Linked DNA regions of Mus musculus: region 1 is linked to region 2. Evidence: chromatin loops called from intact Hi-C (ENCODE). Cell type or tissue: left cerebral cortex. All regions are shown on one strand. Each heading gives the region's core, and the rest is flanking DNA. Links, peaks and the distances in the headings are about the cores only. Region 1 holds the start of Ccn3 (cellular communication network factor 3). Region 2 has its middle 58 kb from the start of Mal2.

Evidence for each region. Peaks named below come from ENCODE experiments on the same cell type or tissue, not always from the same donor. Only the 100,000 strongest peaks of a DNase experiment are listed, where the experiment ranks them.
Region 1: it touches region 2 in a loop (11-fold over the local background); 3 of 42 quality-filtered maps call a loop at or near these places.

What each region holds. Positions count from the first base shown.
Region 1 is chr15:54,740,252-54,749,715 of GRCm38, reverse strand. Ccn3 (cellular communication network factor 3) reads right to left here and starts at 3,806. Exons shown (of 5, transcript NM_010930.5): 1 at 3,679-3,806; 2 at 3,319-3,544; 3 at 1,693-1,953; 4 at 352-566. The coding sequence starts at 3,744. In left cerebral cortex, for the core only: no CTCF peak of the experiment used is centred there; DNase peaks (open chromatin) are centred at 3,470, 3,920, 4,276 and 4,673; H3K4me3 peaks cover 2,012 bases; H3K27ac peaks cover 897 bases.
Region 2 is chr15:54,624,626-54,634,089 of GRCm38, reverse strand. No RefSeq gene overlaps it. Among named protein-coding and RNA genes, the nearest start is that of Mal2, 58 kb to the right of the region's middle. In left cerebral cortex, for the core only: no CTCF peak of the experiment used is centred there; DNase peaks (open chromatin) are centred at 2,403, 3,737 and 8,264; H3K27ac peaks cover 2,643 bases.

The sequences.
Region 1 (9,464 bases), core at 451-8,450, 120 kb before region 2:
AAAGCTAACTTTGCTAAAGGCAGCTCTTCTTCACAATTAGAAAGCTACTTTTTCCCTCCAGGTATGGGATTTGATTTACTAGAGCATCCTCATTAGGATAAAGTATTATAGCTCTGCATCCTTTCCCATGTGTTTGTAGACCTGCTGTGAGTTTCCTGGGAGCATTTGTGTATGTTAAAAATGAAAGATGGGAGGTACTGATTTTGATTCAGGGTGCTCCATGCTCTTTGTTTGGGTTAATGCCCACCTAGGGCATATTGTTTTCTTTTTTTTCAGCTAGTGTGACAGTGACTTTCTAGAGGCCAGGCTCCAAGGAGTCAAGGCCACTGGTATAAAGGGATAGGTTCCTACCTTGTCTGTTACTTCCTCGGGCTCTTGTTCACAAGGCCGAACGATGCAGAGACGAGTCTGTTTTACCATCTCACACTGGCGATTCCTGTTGGTGACCCGGGTGGACACGCCCATTCCACAGCTCTTGGAACATGCGCTCCACTCCGTCGTCTGCTCAATGCAGTTAATGCTGGAGTCAGAGACTTCAACTCCTACGGTGGCTTCCGGTCTATAGGCTATTGAAGGCATAAATCATTATTACACTAAAGGATGGAGATATAAGTGTTATCTCTCAGAAAACACTAGATCATAAATTTTAATTCTGTAGCTGATATATACCAGTTTTGCAGAACACAGCACTAGGTTTATGTACAATCCCTTAATAGGTAGGGCACAATGTAGGATTTCAACAAATCTTTATTCACCGAACCCCAAGAAGCTTAGGACAAGTTGCCCTAAGAAACTTAGTAATTATATGTACTTAAGAACATATACCATCATACGCTGAATTTTCAATACATGATTTGGTACACAAGAAGTTCATGTTAACAGTTTAATTTTTGTATATTTGTTCAGGGGTGTGTGTGTGTGTGTGTGTGTGTGTGTATGCCCATGTGTTTGAAGGTGTGCATGCACATGTGTACAGAGGCCACAAATCTACCTTCAGTGTTGTTCTTCACAAGCATAGTCACTGAAATCTGGGGCTACTTGATTAGTTTGGCTAGTGACCCCAGGCAGGGTTTTTGTTTTTGTTTTTTAAGAATACTGAGGGTCCAACTGAGGTTCTCACACCTGCACCATATTACTTTACCAACTGAGGCATTTCCCCAATGTCACATTTTAATTCTGATGAGCAAGCAGAGCCAGCCAAATTAAGAACAACAACAAAAAACTATCACAGAAAAGAGATTTCTTCTTTCTTTCTTTCTTTCTTTCTTTCTTTCTTTCTTTCTTTCTTTCTTTCTCTCTTTCTTTCTTTCTTTCTTTCCTTCTTTCTTTCTTTCTTTCTTCCTCTCTCTCTCTCTCTCTCTCTCTCTCTTTCTTTTTTTCTTTCTTTCTTTCCTTCCTCCTTCCTTCCTTCCTTCCTTCCTTCCTTCCTTCCTTCCTCTCTCTCTCTCTCTCTCTCTCAGAAGGCAAAAATGAAACACTGTGGCTGTCTCTATTGGGCCCCTTTAAAACAGAGGCTGTGCGCATATTTCAGTAATCTAGCTCAGAGTTAAATAAATGATGCGTTTGATCTTGTTTGGGCGATCTGTAGTTCACAATGGGATGGAAAGCAGCGCCTCATCTTAAATCCCAGAGTCACACCTGCATTGTGACTAGATTTCCCCTTAACTGTCCCACGTCTGCTGGGTTTCTCACCTGGAAGGGCCAAGCCTCCCAGCGTCCCCTGCGTCCCCTGCTCGTCTGAGCCACAGGTCCACTTTTCGCAGCACTCCCCTGGCACTGCGACTTTTCTCGGAGCTGGGCAGTCAGGACCCGGCAGTAGCACGTCTAGCTGGCAGCGGGGCAGACAGCCAATCTGCCCATCTCTGCAGGTGCAGAAGTACTGACAGTTCGGCTCAAACTTCTCTCCGTTGCGGTAAATGACCCCATCGAACACACAGTTGTCTCCCTCTGGAACTAGAATATTCAGGCAGGAAGGCAAAGGGAAGAGGAGAGAAAGAGAGAAACGTGTAATTCAACTGGAAGCTGTGTAAAATGGTAGGACATGGTCAGAAGTTCTTCATTTTCTAGTGCAGATGACTGGCTTAGTATATGTCTTAAAGAGAGATAAGTCCTTGCGGTTGCTTCCAGAAGGAGGAGAAGGCACCAATCCCACCTGGTCCTCCTTTCTTCACCTAGTTCTCATGAGTGAGCAAAGAGGACTGTAAATACTGCAGACTCTGCACATGGCAATACACATATTCTGGTTAATTGATGGCTTCTGACACATCTCTACTTCCTTTCAAAAGTACCTACCCCGAAATGATTTCATTTCTAAGACAGAAACACAGAACAAAGACCAGAATAGATGCTGAAGTCATGCTCCAGAGACCCTATTCTCTAAAGAAGAGATGGTCTCCAAAGAGTCATCTTCTGTAGTAGTTTAGGATTTACAACCAAATAGGTTCACTGGTCAGATTGGGAAAGGCATTAAGTTTTCTTGATATTGAAGCACAGTATGTCACCACTAGCTGAAAGGGAGGGAGGGAGAGAGAGAGAGAGAGAGAGAGAGAGAGAGAGAGAGAGAGAGAGAGAGACAGAGAGAGAGAGACAGAGAGAGAGAGACAGAGAGAGAGAGAGAGAGACAGAGAGAGACAGAGAGAGAGACAGAGAGAGACAGAGAGAGACAGAGAGAGAGAGAGAGACAGAGAGAGAGACAGAGAGAGAGAGAGACAGAGAGAGAGACAGAGAGAGAGAGAGAGACAGAGAGCGCTTCAGACTCTTACCAAGGGTGGTAGGTATGACCCTAATTACAGTACCTGATGGGAAATTGATCTCCCATTGATTACTTCCCATAAGTCTCGGTTGGTGAGTTGCCTGCATTTTATTTTACTGTAGCTCAGATTGGAGTGTCATAGTCCTCCCAGGAGAAGGAGTTGCTTTGGCTCCAATTAGGACAATTACAGGTGTGAAAGCAAACTCTCTGGGCTGCTGCGGGTGGGGGGTGGAGGCAGAGGGGGACTATAGACCTGGGGGTAAGCTCATACTTCCATCACCCCAAGTGTTCCCCTGGAGCTGGCCAAACTCTGGCCCTTAACTCTGTTTTCATCCCTTCTCTAGGCGGCAAGTGACCTACCTGCACGGTGCATGTTTCCTCTCAGCCTGATACCCGGTACATTGAAAGCTCTCCACACATGTCAATTACTGTACTGCACTATTGCTACAAATGTTTTTGCTTAGTTCTCTGGGAAAGTAAAAAAAGAGGGCCAAGTTTCACCTAGCTGCCAGAGGAGAGGTCAGGCCAAGAAGGGGACAGCAGGGTGGGAATGGAGGTAGGATTACCCATGCAAATGCCAGTCTGGTTGTTGGGGTCTGCGCTGCGGTCACAGTAGAGACCACTGCTCTGGTCACAGGGTCTCATCTCAGAACAACTCTCCCCGCGCTGGCGGGCGCACACCGGACAGCAGGAGCAGCCGTCCAGCACCGAGCGCACCCCGGGGGCGCAGGTCGGTGATATACTGGGGCACTTGGGTGGGCACCGAGAAGGGCAGCGCAGAGATGCAGAGACCTAGGAAGATCGACGAGACAAGAAAACGAACTCAGGTTATCAGGGGCGAACCAAGGCAGGGTGAGCCCGGGACGGACCAGAGGCAGTCCAGGAGGTCCAAGTAATCGGGGGCATCTTAAGCGTGCGCCACTTACTTGACTTAAGAGATGGAAGAGCAGGAAGCCTAGGCAGAGGCATCGCTTTCGCAGGAAGAGGCTCATGTTCTGCCTGCTAGGGCTGTTACAGGCTGGAGATGGGACTGCCCCTTCACCCAGGTCTGGCTGAGCGGCGAGCGCCACCCGTGCAGGTTTTATAGTGCGCTCCAGGGACGCAAAACCGGTTGGCTGCACTGGGAGGAGGGGGTGGGGTGGGGGGAATCAGCTGGGTGGGGAAATAGAAGGAGCTCCGCGGTTGCCTTGGTGATGGGCCCCAAGGCAGCTCTCCTTAGGGCGTGGCGCCCGGCCTGAGTATGCCTCTGTGTGTGTGTGTGTGTGTGTGTGTGTGTGTGTGTGTGTGTGTGTGTGTGAGTGAGTGGACTGGCTTTTCCCTGAGCACAGGGAGGGACTGGGTGGAGCCCGGAGGCCAAGACCCCGAGCCAGCTACAGCTCGTGAGAAGGAAACACCCTCTTCCTCTGGGTGGTTGCTTCACCTTCCCCCTGACACCGCTACTTCCTAGCACCCTCCGCCCTCACAGTTCCAACCAGAGCTACAAATGTGGAGCTCTTGATCGGGATGCTTAAAGTTTGGAGCCATATGAGCTGGGCAGGGATTGGCCAGAGGCCCAGAAGTTTAGTCATAAGGGAAGCACATGCAAGTTTGTCACCCTTTATTGGGGGACTCTTTGAAATATTTTGAGGGGGTGGGTAGGAGGAAAGGACACGACACGACACACACACACACACACACACACACACACACACACACGAGGGAAATGAAATAACAGAAAAGAGTCACTTCATCAGAGTTGGGGGCTGCTATTGGCCAAATGGCCAAATTCTTCTGATTGTAATCACGCCAAGATTTGCAAAGTCTTAAAACCCAAGTTCTACATGCTCAGTAGAAATAAACATGAAACAATGGAACACAAATAAAAACGGGAGCAGGGAGACGTTTTCTAGTAGAGGAAAAGTCTTGAAGCATCTGCCATATGACATCAGATGTAAAACTGCTTCTAACTGCCTCACTGGCTTGCACTCAGTGCCCCATGAATGGAGCAGGAGCCTGAGAGAGGATGCTTCCTGCTTGACTTGACTCTCCAGCTGGCATTCATTTGCAAAAGAAAAAGGTGATGTGCTGAGGTATGCTTCCCTTCTGTCAGAAGAAATAGAGAGCAAGTTTGACCCCTTCAAAAATGACCAGCAGGCAGTGGCGCACACCTTTAATCACAGCACTTGGGAGGCAGAGACACATGGATTTCTGAGTTCGAGGCTAGCCTGGTCTACAAAGTGAGTTCCAGGACAGCCAGGGCTATACAGAGAAACCCTGTCTTAAAAAAACAAAACAAAACAAAACAAAACAAAACAAAACCAAAAAAGTGACCAACAGATTTAAAACATGTTTTCGCCTTGACTTCAGTATTATGCCCCTTGGTGGGGAGGGACTATGCGCACGCAGCCCTCTTGAGGATAGCTACTTCAAATCACCAAACCAAACCAAATCAACCAACCAACCAACCAACCAACCAACCAACCAAACAAACAAAACACTTGGTGAGCAAGATTATACAGGCTTGTATAGCTCTAGACTTTACAAAGAAACAAATTGCCCTTGCATTACTGACCTTCAGCAGGAGGGAAACCAATGGCAGAGTGCATAGGGAGCCCGGGCTGTCCCTCTAATACTCCAAGATGGCACAGTCACTTCTACCTCCTTTATGGCTATTCTTTTAGAGCTCAGAACTGCTCAGATGCATTCCCACAATGGTGACAATTCTGCTTTTGTTTGGCACACTCTGGATGAGAAGCATGCAAAGTTTAGGCAGAGGTAGGGGAGCTAATTTGCACATCTGATTGGAGGCGTCCATCAGGTTAGTGGGGCTCATGTATCACCTGGCTCTGCCATGCTTCCATCCAGCTGCACATCCGAGACAATGAGAGCGCACGTCTCCCAAAATCGCTGATTCTTGACCCTCTCCAGGGTGGCTCTTGGGATGTTGAATTTTAGTGCCTGATTAAATGGAAGCTAACTTTGGGCAAAGGAATTGGGCACAGCACTGAGTTTGGGCTTCAGTCTGGGAAAGGGTGAGGAAGGGAAGAAAGGTGTAATTTAAGGACAAGGAAATGGCAGACACACTTCTATGTTATGGCTAATCTGGTGCTGTTATGTATTCAAATGCTGAATACTGGCTCCTGAGATTTGGTTACCCCAGTGAACAAATCCTCCTGTATACCAAGTGATGCTATGTAACCTTGTTCCCTAAGTTAATTGGTCAGTAAAAGGCTAAAGCTCTTGATTGGATAGTTGATAAAATAGGTGGGTTTTCAGTTACCTGGCTGGGGATCACAGGTAGAGAGACTGGGAGAGAAGAAAGGAAACCAAGAGAGGAGGAAGCCACCATGACAGGACATGGACCATGAGCATCTGGCTAGAAGAAAACTGCAAGTAACAAGAGTCATACGGGCAGGATATAAGTTTGAAAAGCTCCCAAATCTGCCCAATCTAGATTTATAGCTTGTAAATAAAATGCCTGGATTGTGTGTCTTTCATACAGGATAGACAGGATAGATAATTCATTTCACTGTTTTAAAGACTCCTGCTGGTGAATTCTAGAAACTAAACTTGACTAAGCTTTGCCTAAAGGAGGGTTTTAATAGGGCATTATGCACAAATTAAGGCTGATAATGCTCCTGCATATGTATCCAATAAGATACAGCAATTTTTTGCATATTACAATATAAAACATATTACTGGTACACCACACAATCCCACAAGATAAGCAATTATAGGAAGAGCCATGCATATCTTAAAAGAGATGCTTATTAAACAAAAAGGAAGAGTAGAAAATCCCAGGGGCAGCCTAAATAATGCTTTGTTAACTCTAAATTTTCTTAATATTGGTGAAAAAGGAACAATACCAGCAGAAAGACACTGGATTATTGGAAAAAAAAAAACCCCTGAGGTACTAAGCCAACCAATATACTCTAAGGGTGTGTTGACATTAGTATGGAGACCTGCAACAGTTTTAAGACGGGGTCGTGGTTATGCATATGTATTTACAGGGAATAAAAAAATGTGGTTACTCACAAAGCTTACAAAGATTAGATCTGATCAGAGAAAACCTTTTATCAGCTGAGACATGAATGTCACCACCAAGCAAATAGCCCTGACTCTCACAGACTGTCTCAGTTACTGATTTCTCCAAAATATGAATGTAAAACAACCTAGACTACCCGAAAGATTGATCACACAGAGACTGGACAGACAACACAGAGACTGGGCAACAAATGCTACAGCTAGCTCTCTAAAGTCGAACCATTTTTTTGGGCGGAGCCCAAACACATTTTTTTTACCCCAGTTCAGCAGGATGCAATTATAAGAAACCTGTGGTCCTTGTCCCTTAGGTTGTGGTGGATGGTTTTGGTCATTTGATGTGTTATGGTTGTAATCATCTAGGGTGGTAGGTTGTTAATGGTCATGACCAGGGAGGAAACAAAGTAAGCTTTAAATCATGGATTTTACTCCCCTGTTTTCCTTTCTTAAAATGAACTTTCTTATCTTATGACGGGAGAAAGCAATAATAAATAAAGGAAAAGGGAATAACAATAAATAAGTTTTTAAAATAAAAATTAAGTATACCGGTCTTAAATATTTTACTTTGGCATGGTTTAATATATCGTGATAGAAATTTAAGGTTGTTTTGTTTGGCTATTGTTTGATATATTGTACATATGCAGCTTTCTTTAAAATATGATGTAAAGTTCTAGTTTTATGGTTCTTTTATTTCTGTTGTGTGTAGATTGTTAATGTTAGAGATGATTTTTAAACAGAAAAGGGGATATGAAGTGAAAATTTCTGGTTTCTTTGGAAACTCAGTTGTGTCCCATGATGTTTTTCTGGAAGCTGTCTTGTAAGAGGATGTTTTGCCGAAGCAGACACATGAGAGGATGTTTTGCTGAAGCAGACACATGAGAGGGCATGTGATGATTTGCTGGAGAGGACACTTGAGAGGGCTCGTGATGTTTAGAAAAAATATAAATGTAACCCCACAGAGAGTGATAGGATGCTCTTGCATTGCTCTGCCTTGCAACGCTCAGCTGGTCTTAGCTGGTCATCACTTCGTAGAGAGATATGCATCAAAGAACTTCTCGTGGTATTCTGACTGATTCTTGCCACTTCCGCTGACCTGTGCCAATTCAGTGGAGCCTTGCAGTTTCTGCCGGATCGAGCTTCTGCTACTGATTCCTGTTTGGCGTTTGCTATTGGATTGGACTGCTGATATATTGACACAGAAGATTGTAATTGCCCCAAAGAACTACTTCTAAACAGGTTTACAAACCCTCTTTCCTATTAAACTTCTTCTTGTGTTACCTCTGGTTGGTGAGCTAGACGGGAGGTTAATGCATTTAAGAACACTAATTAAAGTAGGTTCTGAAAAATCTAAGTCCACAGGATGGCTGTGAGGGCACTGACGACTGCCAAGACCAAGTCTCTTTAATGGTCCTTATATTTTCTCTGCGTTTCGACAACATACACCAGCCTCTTCCCTACAAAGGGAGGGATGATTCGTTCAAGTCCCTGACTTTTATGGCCACATTGCCATAGAAGGAACATCCCTTTGTATTAGATTCAACTTAGAGAAATTAAGGAAAGGGAAACCCAGGAATCAGTCTGGGGTCATCTGAGGAAACGAGAAAGTTTGGTGGAAGAGAAAGCAAAAGCAGTTTCTTAGGAGAGGGGGACTGTTCTTTAGAAAGAGAGGAAACCTGGCAAACAGAACAATACACTTCCATTCTCTGGTCTACTCAGAAGGTCGGAATAAAGATCCACAAATCAAAACAACTATGACCTGAAGACAAGACCATCTGGTAGTACCTATGTCACATAAGGCTTCCTGTTGTCCTCGAAGCCAATCTGGTATGGCTTGCTGGTCTCTTTTATCACTCTACAATTAAGATTTTGTGAGAGTTGAGGTCTCTGTGAAGTCCTTATTGGAAATTCTTGCTAAGTTGCTGGCCTAGATAGCCAACCATAGTGGTATAGGGTTTTTTTTTTTTTTTTGTCCTCCATCTTTCCCTCTCTTCACTTTTCCTCCTTCTATATTTGACAATAGAGGCTCTTGTCTGCATGTTCTTAGTCTACTCTAACCTCATTACTTATCAGACAATACTCCTACCCAGGATGTACTTGGAGAACTTTCCTTAGTTTTATAGCACCAAGTATACAGAAACAGGCATATCCCAACTCGCTGCGAAGCCAGGCTACCATAATCCGTGAGCTCCAGGTTCAGTGGGAGATCTCGTCTCCCAAATCAAGGTGAAACATGATGGAAGAAAACAGCTAATTTTGACCTCTGATCTCTACATGCAACACATGCACGCATGCACGTATGCACACATGCACACACACAGAAGCAAACACACATGCATGCCTGTAGGTACACATGCACACACACACCACACACCAGGCACATCTTAACACTTAATCTTCTCTTCTTTAACAGTGTTTTTAAGTTGCTTACACTGTAAAAAATTAAGATGGAATTTAGTGAAATTCTTAAAGAAAAAATGTCCAGAAAGTGAGAAAAGATTATTCAAGTGAAAGTTGCTAGATGTATGAAAAATAAGTTATTTTTTTTCTCGCTAGCTAAGGACTTTCTTTTAGAAAAATGTTGCCAAACTTAGGTATTCTAATTGCGTTTTTAATGTTTCCTTCATTGGAAAGGACTCTGGATGTCTTATATCCAGGCCACACTCACAGCTTCTGGTTACAAAAACCCTCCTTC
Region 2 (9,464 bases), core at 546-8,545:
GCACGTGAGATGGAGGCTTGAAGAATTTTGCTTTTGTGTTAATAGAAATTAATATTATGGAAGTTGGGATGTTGTAGAACCTTTAGAAGCTTACCTGTTGTGAAAGGTCATTGGTAGGGTCAGAGAGGGGACATAACCTGGCTCTGGTTTTAGTGGAGATTTTTGCTTTGTGGTCCACCATGGTGTGAACAGCCTCTGGCACATATGCCTGCCACCATGAGTATACCTTTCTGTCATAACATACTGAAACCTGACACCATGAGCTGATCATAGACTTTTTTCTTTTGTTCTATTTTTTCTTGGATATTTTCTTTATTTACATTTCAAATGTAATTTCCTTCCCCAGTCTCCCACCCCAGAAACCTTCTATCCCATCTTCCTTCTCCCTGCTTCTATGAGGGTGTTCCTTTACCCACCCCCACACTCCCACCTCCCTGCCTGGCATTCCCCTACACTGGGGCACCTAGCCTTCACAGGACCAAGGGCCTGTCCTACCACTGATGCCCAACAAGGCCATCCTCTGCTACATATGCAACTGGAGCCATAGGTCTCTCCATGTATACTCCTTGGTTGGTATTTTTGTCACAATGGTGCAGACATAACTCACTTAGGGCATATAGCTCCTTTTGGACAGCTTTCCACCATATTTCCTCCCTACTAGTCTCTTTCCAACATTCATGTCTATTTCATTTGTGTCTCTCCAGGTCTGGCCAGGGCTCTCTGTGTACTTTGGGGCAGAGCTTAAGGCATATATCAGTGGGAATGAAACTGAAGACAGCTGTTACCCCTCTACCAGAATCTATCAGTAGCCTGTAGTTCATCAGTAAGGGGTAGTGTCCCATAAACCCTACTTTCATTCATGTCTGGTTGTTGAAGCACTTTTCTGTAGACCTACAGATGGAAGGAAGGTCAGAATTACTTTGGTTGCGTCCCATCTAGAGGACAGAGTTTTAAGGTTTCTCCTTGTCTTTTGGCTGTTAAATTCTTTCATTTTCTCTTCCACAAATTCCTTTGAGCCTTGGATGAGCAGTATAAATCACTCCTTTAAGGCTGAGGTTTCATCTGTCACTTACTCTCAGCATCTGTGGCAGACAGGAGTTTCTGCATTCACAGCAGTTCACTGCAAATAGCTTTTTGATTAGGGTTGAGAGTAGCTTTTGTCTAAGGCTGTAGACATAGATACTTAGGAGGTAGATTGATGCTACGTCCATTTAGCTAACTGCCACTAGTAGTGGGTTGTTTGTTTTCCCCTCCTGGGGCATGGGTTTGTTTATTTTTAACCAGGCTTCACTCAAAAAGATTTTTGTTTTTAGTTTTTTAACTTTCTGGTGGGATGTTTCTTGGCTTGTGATAACAAGACTTTAAATTCTCTGTTCATCTTCCCATAGTCTTTACCCTGGGTTTTCATATCATCTGGTTATTGAAAGATATTTAATTTACTTAGTGAGTGTGTAGTGTGGGAAGTGAGGGTTTCATGAAACAGGTATTGTCAGACAACAATTTGACAGAATTTGTTCTGTCCTTCTAGTATGTGGTTGCAGGGACTGATCTTGGGTGGTCACAGATTATATTTAGGATGATTTTTAATTCTAGAGTAGGATTTATTACCTTGGTATATGTATATTAATTATATTTAAATGAATCTTTCTGTGCAGATATCAAGGAATAGGACCAGGATGTGTTTTTAGACACAATTTACCCCTCTGCACATTCTAGGCCTGGGATTTCAATGTTTCCCAGGTCTACTATGAACCCTGGGTTTATCTTCCCAGGAAAAAATGATTTTAACATGTTTTAACTGTCTTTGTATTCATCTTTAAGTTACCTGGGGCCAAAGCTAGGTATTTATATCCCTACCTATTTAGCACAGTGCCTGGAACATAGAAGAAAAATTGATAAGTATTACTAAAATGATGGATTTCAACCAGTATGTAGAAATACTGAGGTGGTAACATTTGGGCTAATATGAAAATACATGGAGAAATATTCTATTTCTTTAAAGTTAACTATGGTTTTTACTTGACTATTGTATGGGCCAAGGTTGGCACTAATGAAAAAAACATTCCTTTGCAAACAAACTCACCAAGATCAATATGCAAATGCATATTCCCAAACTAATCTACACAGAAGGAGATAGAGTGTGAACTGATCTCTGTTAGTAAAAGAGGACTGCACACTGTTAGCTGGTAACCATGGCAGAGAGAGAGAGAACATGAGAAATAAGGCTGACAGAGTGGGTAGGAGAGAGAGTAGCAGACCAGATTGTGAGCAAGAAGATGAGCAGTGGGCTCAGCTGAGTTGCTCAGTGAGCAACAATTGAATTCCATTGTTGCATATGAATAAGGGTCTGTCAAACTGTACATCCTAGTTGCTGCCCAGTAGCCCTGCCTACTCAAGAGTAAAAAGTCTTGCAAACGCTTTTCATACTTGGTGCTTTGGGAAATGAAATGTGGGCTAAGCCATGCACATCTGTGACATAATAATGTAGCAAGTTACTAGCAGCTTTTGTGAACATATGGGAAAATATGTCCGTGATGCAATGAATCTGAGCAGGCATCCAGAATGAAGGAAGTAGCATTGTAAATACATGAAATAGGAGCTTGAGACATCTTCCTTTTGCATTAATGGGAATTTGGACAATGGAGATTAACTACTAGGGACTTAAAAGATGGTTGAATTGCATGTGTGTGTAAGTGTGTGTGCACTCACACACATGTACACACACACACACACAGACACACCTGTTTTTTGATTTTTAAACAGTCTAAGATGTATTCAGGAAAAAAGATGCAACGAATGCTTTATCACTATTACTAGAAGACAACTGATAGGGACATAGTGTTGGGTGTGGTCAGAAAGGTACTCTGGGTATAGGTCAAAGCTGAGATGCAGGACCTCCCACTAGGACAGTCATGTATTTACTGCTGCTTTGGGAAGGTTGACCTTATTCAAGAGAACCCAAACAATCCCTTTAAGGAGTTTGAGGTTAGATGGAGAAAATAGTCAGATGGCTTCACATGGCATTACTGGGTTTTTTGTCTTCTCCCACTTTTCAGTATGAAACACAACATAAGCAAGCATTGTAAACACAGACTACCTCATCTTATTGTTGCTCACAACTACCTCAAATACAAGTTTCTCCCCAATTAGTCTGTGATTGACTGGGTTAGTCCTATGCCACTTTCTTTTGGTTGAGTTTGCACTATACTGGTAGACACACTTATGGCAGGGAGTTGCACACTTTCTTCTTCAGTGCTAGGGACTGAGCATAAATCTCACATTTGCTAAGTAAGTGTGCAACTTGAGCCACACTCTGACCCAGGCTGTTGGTTTTGAATGCTATTATCTATGCATCAGTGATTCTAAGATCCAAGTGCTCACTGCAAGGCAAAGTAACTTTTAATGGGGAGAAGGTTTCATTATTTCTATGGGTTAACTCTGAAATGAAGTAATTTGTGGGACATGATAGCAGAATGGAGGATGTACTAACCTTCCACGTATTTAAACAAAGGTCTGAGTTCATTTTGTGTGCAACCCTGGCCTATGTTCTGTTTATGGAGTGTATACTCTTAGTGTCATACTGGTTCCTCAGGAACCTTCAGTGGGTTTGAGTTCTGCATGCAAAAATACTTGGTAGCTATTGCTTCCATCCTGAACAGAATTCTATATTAACTTTCTCAAGAGAGATTCAAAGTGTTCTACAAATTGCGCCTGGCATGCAAACCAGACTTAAAATAAAGTTCCAGATGGAGACACCTACACAAATGCACAGAGTGAACAGCTAAAGAAAACAAGTAAATGCCATCACCACCCTGGGAGTTGGAAGTTCTATAAAATATTGTGTTGGTAAGTTGAGGGCTCACACTGAATCTGTACATTATTCTAGGTAGCATGGGCATTCTAACAAAACTAAACTTTTGACCCACAAACATGGAATATCTTTTTACTTATTTGCACATTAATCCACGTTTTAAACCAGTTTTATATGTTTCAATACATGATTTCCCCAAATCTTTGGTTAAGTCTATTTCTAAGAGTTTAATTTTATTTTTTTAAAACTGTTGTAAATGGGATTATTTTCTTGATTTATTTTTGAATAGTTCATTAGCAATATGTAGGATAGTTTATAGAAATGCACTGATTTTGTGCCTTACAGTTTTCCTGCTCTTATTTACTAGTGGAAAAGGGGAATGAGAGAGAGAGAGGAGAGAGAGAGAGAGAGAGAGAGAGAGAGAGAGAGAGAGAGAGAGAGAGAGAGAGAGAGAGAGGAGAGAGAGAGGAGAGAGAGAGAGAGAGAGGAGAGAGAGAGAGGAAGAGAGAGAGAGGAGAGAGAAGAAGAAGAAGAAGAAGAAGAAGAAGAAGAAGAAGAAGAAGAAGAAGAAGAAGAAGAAGAAGAAGAAGAAGAAGAAGAAGAAGAAGAAGAAGAAGAAGAAGAAGAAGAAACTTCAGGGTTTCCTATGTGTGAAAGCATGCATTCTAACAAGATAATATTCTCCCCTTTAGACTTCTCCTGTTCCTCATTCCTTTCTCTTGCCTAATAATTCTTAATAATTCCAACTGGGACCAATCTAGCACTGTAATGACTGTTTAACTGGCAAAAATGATGAGTCTTTTTCTGATATTCGCAAAATAACTTTGAAGTTTTCATCATTTCATGTGATGTTGTCTGTGAGCTTGTCTCATTTGGCTTTTGTTGAAAGGAAGGTTCCAGCACTTGGGGACAGAGCAGGAATAAGAAAAGCAGCATTGAAGGGCTAAGGGAGGAGAGTGTTGAATGATGGGTGTCATCTCTCCCCTTATCACAGATGGTACAGAACACACCCTCCATCTGGGAGCAGGGAGTATAATAATACTTTCCCTGAACCCTAAGGCCGAGGCTATCTCAGTGAAACTCAGCACTGGAAAGCCCACATCCTCAAACTTCAGGGTAGTCACTGGTAAACCCTCCAGACATATCTCACCACCACGCTTGATGCTGTAGCCTATTATAGCACCAGCCCTTGCAAAAAAACAACCCAACAAACTAATGCTTGAGACTGGAACTCCCAGACCCAAGGATCTACACTGTCACATAACCACAGGCTTCAGTAGTCTGCGTCCAGGCCAGTAACAGATGGGCCCATGGCAGGGATGACATGGTGGCTCAGGATGCTCTATGCTGGGAGGAAGCAGCAGGCGACAACAGCTACTCAGTTCCTGGAAGATGAGGAAGCAGAGAATGCATGTTAAGACAGAGCTAGGGACAATTCATCCATGAGCATCCTCCCGTGGCCCACTTTCTCCAGCTAGAGGAAGGTGGTCCTGGATAGTTTTATGTTAACTTGACACAGCCATTTGAGATGAAAGTCTCATTTGAGATGAGAAAACCTCAACTGAGAAGATGGCTTCATAATACGGGCTGCAGACCAGTCTGAAGGGCATTTTCTTAGTGATTGATGGGTGAGGTTCTGGTCTATTGTGGGAGGTGCTATTGCTGGGCTGGTATTCCTGGGTTCCATGAGAAAGCAGGCTGAACAAGTCATAAAGGGGAAACCAGTGAGCAGTACTTCTTCATGGGCTTCTATCTCCAGGTTCCTGCCCTTTCTGAGTCCCTGCCCTGACCTCCTTTGATGATGAACAGGGATATAGATGTGTAAGCCAAATAAATTCTTTCCTCCTCAAGCTGCATTTGGCTATGGTGTTTGATCTCAGCAATAGTAACCCATAACTGAGACAAGGGTCAATGTAATATTATCATCTGGGAGACAAAGTTTAATTCATGAGCCTTTCAGGGACATTCTGATTCAAACCATGTCACTTGGCATGGGAGAAAATAATGCCATATTTGTATTTCTCACCATATGTAATGCTTTCTTCTGCCACCCCGAGTTAGTCCTCCTCAAACATAGTCTTCTTTCCCTCTCCCTCCTCTCGCTCAGTCCCCCCTCTCTCTGTATGCGTGTGCATGCACGTGTGCGTGTGTATGCACGTGTGTGTGTGCATGCATGTGGGTGTGTGCGTGTGCATGCACAAAGACTGTGCATATGACAGAAAACATGTGCTATTTGTCTTTCTCAGTTTGTCTTCTTTCATTTGTCATGATGACCTCCAGTTCCATCCATTCTTCTGCCAATGATATTGCTTAATTCTTCTTTACAACTGAATAAACACTGTTGTGTTGAAGGAAGTGTTTCAAATTGAGAACAGGAAAATTGGGTGTTTGTTTAAATCCTATATTTTTTAATGGTTAAAAAAAAAGAGGCCACTACCCTATTTTGAATAAGTATCACACTCCTTTTATCTGTTGACCTGTTAATGGGAATCTAGGCAGATTCTACAACTATACTATTGTGAACATGCAGTAATAAATACAGAAGTGTAGACATGTCTGTGGAACCCTAACACACACACACACACACACACACACACACACACACACACACACACACACAGTGTGGGGAGAGGGAGAGAGATTTGGGGAGTGGTATAACAAGATTATATAGCAGCTCTCTTTTTAGGTTAAATTTTTCTTGATTTTTTTTCAGAAGCAAATTGCCCTCTTAATGTTTTATTTTCTTATATATGTATTTAGTTAGTTTTATGTGTATGTGTGCTTTTCTTGTGAGGATGTATATGTGTGCCTGGTATCCACAGAGTCAGAAGAAGGCACCAAATCCCTTAGAACTGTAGTTAAGGATAATTGTGATCCACCTTGTGTGTTCTAGAGATTGAACTGGGGGTCATCTGCAAAAGCAAGGAGCACTCCTAGGTGCTGAGCCATCTCTTTGGTCCTCTCTGCTTTTAGGTTTTTGGAGGCCTTCCATTCTGACTTCCACAGTGGTTGTACTAGCTGTGTCTTAGGGTTTCTCTTGCCCTGTATCTCCACTCGTGTTTGTTGTTTGTTTTCTCATGGCAGCCATTTCAAACTGGCTTAGGTGGACTCTTAGTTAATAAGGATATTGAATGTTTTTTCAAACAGCTGTTGGTTTGTATTTATTCTTCAATTATTCTGAGAAGTTCCTGCTCAACAAATTTTTGTTAACTTTTTAAAAACAAATTGATATTTTCCATTTTAAATTAAAATAAACTATATCACTTCCCATTTCCCCATTTCCTTCCTCCCTAGTCCACCATAGATACTCAAAGTGAATGCCTGCTTTTCTGTTATTGTTGCATATTTACTTTTCAAGCAGTATAAGGCAGTTTTCCCTTTACCTGCTCTAGATTTTTCCATTTAATGATACTTATCCCTTTCTACATTTCAATCAAGTTGTTTCCAATCTTGAAATGAAATGTACTTTTTCAACTGCCATTTAACTTATATTCAACAGCGAGACACTCCTGGTTTACTTCCAGCCATCTCCCTGCTATCAGAATAAAGGAAGACTGCCATAATTCTCAGCCACAATGCACCTGAGTACCTGTAAGTGAAGTCACCCGAGTCTCAGATACTTACCAATCTTTAGTTGAGAATAAGAGGCTTCAGAACAATAAGCCTAAAATTCTCCAAGAACTCCCCAAGAACAAAGCCAGCCCAGGCTGGGAAGGAATGCAAAGTATTTTATGGTGATGAATTGTGGTAATTTGACTTGGCACTTTGGACAAATACTGTAGGGCTTATTTTTTATGAAGGGATAAAATGGTGAGCCCTGAGCTTGGGTAATTCATCCAACACTTACAACAGACTGGCTGCAAGAACCTCTGTGGAGTCTGTCTTCCGACCTCCATTTTCCCACCTTTTTGTGTGAGTTCAAACCACTCCCCCTTTTTGGAGACTTTACCCCTCCCACTGACAGGTTGATAGTATGGAGCAGAATAAATGGGACATCACAGAGAGAAGTCCTGGCTCTAGCTTACCTCCTCAATACAGCTGAATGGGGGCTGTAAATAGCTCACTGGTTTGCTGGTCACTCTGTCTGCAGCCAGTTCCTCTCTCTACCCAGCAAGTGGCTTACAAAACATGTTTCCAGTCCATTTGTTCTTGTTCTCAAGGAGACAGCCAATATGTATTTGGCAAAGTACATTATAGTAGAGACTCTACTTCAAAGGCGGCAGTTGGATCAAACTATGCTGAAAAATCCCTACTAACCTGTCATAAATTTAATACTTGTGAGTACAGTCAATATTTTTCAAATGCTAAAGGCATAAAATGTGGTAGAAAAATGGATAAATATATCCTTAAGGAAGACTCTTGCTTCCTCCTTGCTATACAATCCTTATCTCAACAGTGTGGACTAAAGGAGCTGGTCTATAGAAACCATGCAGACTGACAACTTGGATAAGCATCTTTTGGTTTCATATGTGAATAGACTACCTTTGCTATTTGCAGATATGTTGGCCATATGGAATCCTTTTTAGGGCTCTGTGCATCAAGGATTCTGCTTTTGTTTTGTTTTTGCCAGACAGTAGCTATTTCAACTTAATAATTCTAAAGAAAATCCCTTCTTACTTTTAAATACAAACTTAACATTTCTCTCAATGAGAGCAAAGTGTGAAAGAAATAAAGAACTCTCTATAGAAGTAAAGTGTTTGTTTGTTTCTGGTTTTAAATTCAGGACAACCAAATCAACTTTGTATAAAAATCAAGTAATAACCCTGGTTAAAATACAAATTACTTTGTTCTGATATTTTATATTGAAATTTAGTGATTAAAACATATAAGCGGGTTTGAAACTGGTTACCTTGAAGGGTGAGAAAACAAAATTATGCCAGTGATGCATATGCTCAGAAAATATATTTTTAGGTGGAACAACAATATGAACTAACCAGTACCCGGGAACTCTTGTCTTTAGCTGCATATGTATCAAAAGATGGCCTAGTTGGCCATCACTGCAAAGAGAGGCCCATTGGACTTGCAAACTTTATATGCCCCAGTACAGGGGAACACCAGGGCCAAAAAGGGGGAGTGGGTGGGTAGGGGATTGGGGGGGTGGGTATGGGGGACATTTGGGATAGCATTGAAAATGTAAATGAGGAAAATACCTAATTTAAAAAAAAGAAAATATATTTTATTTATTCCTCATTTCACTGATCTCTATTTACCCGTGTGCTTATTACATCCCTATAAATTGTTGCTATATATTAGAAGTACAGCAAGATGCCGCTGCTGAACAAGTATACGTCACTGTGTGTTAACTGTCCTTGGTCATATATTATAGAAATATACAATCATGGTGCAAGAAGAGAACCACCTCTGCAAAGCTGTCCACTGACCTCCACGTGGGCACTATGGCATGCACACACCCCATGAAAAATACATAAATAAAGTAATAAAATGTTTTAAAAATAGGCAATCATAATGTGGGCTGTTAAAAGCAAGGTGAGGGATACATGCAAAGTACAACGGACTCTGGCAACATAGGTGAACATATGCATGCAGATGCGTTATTCATTTTTGCCGTCCTTCCAAACACTCTTCCTATCTTTTCAAGTGCTGTTTACTCAACAGGCACTAGTCAAGGTGCCGGAGATACCTTAATGAACAC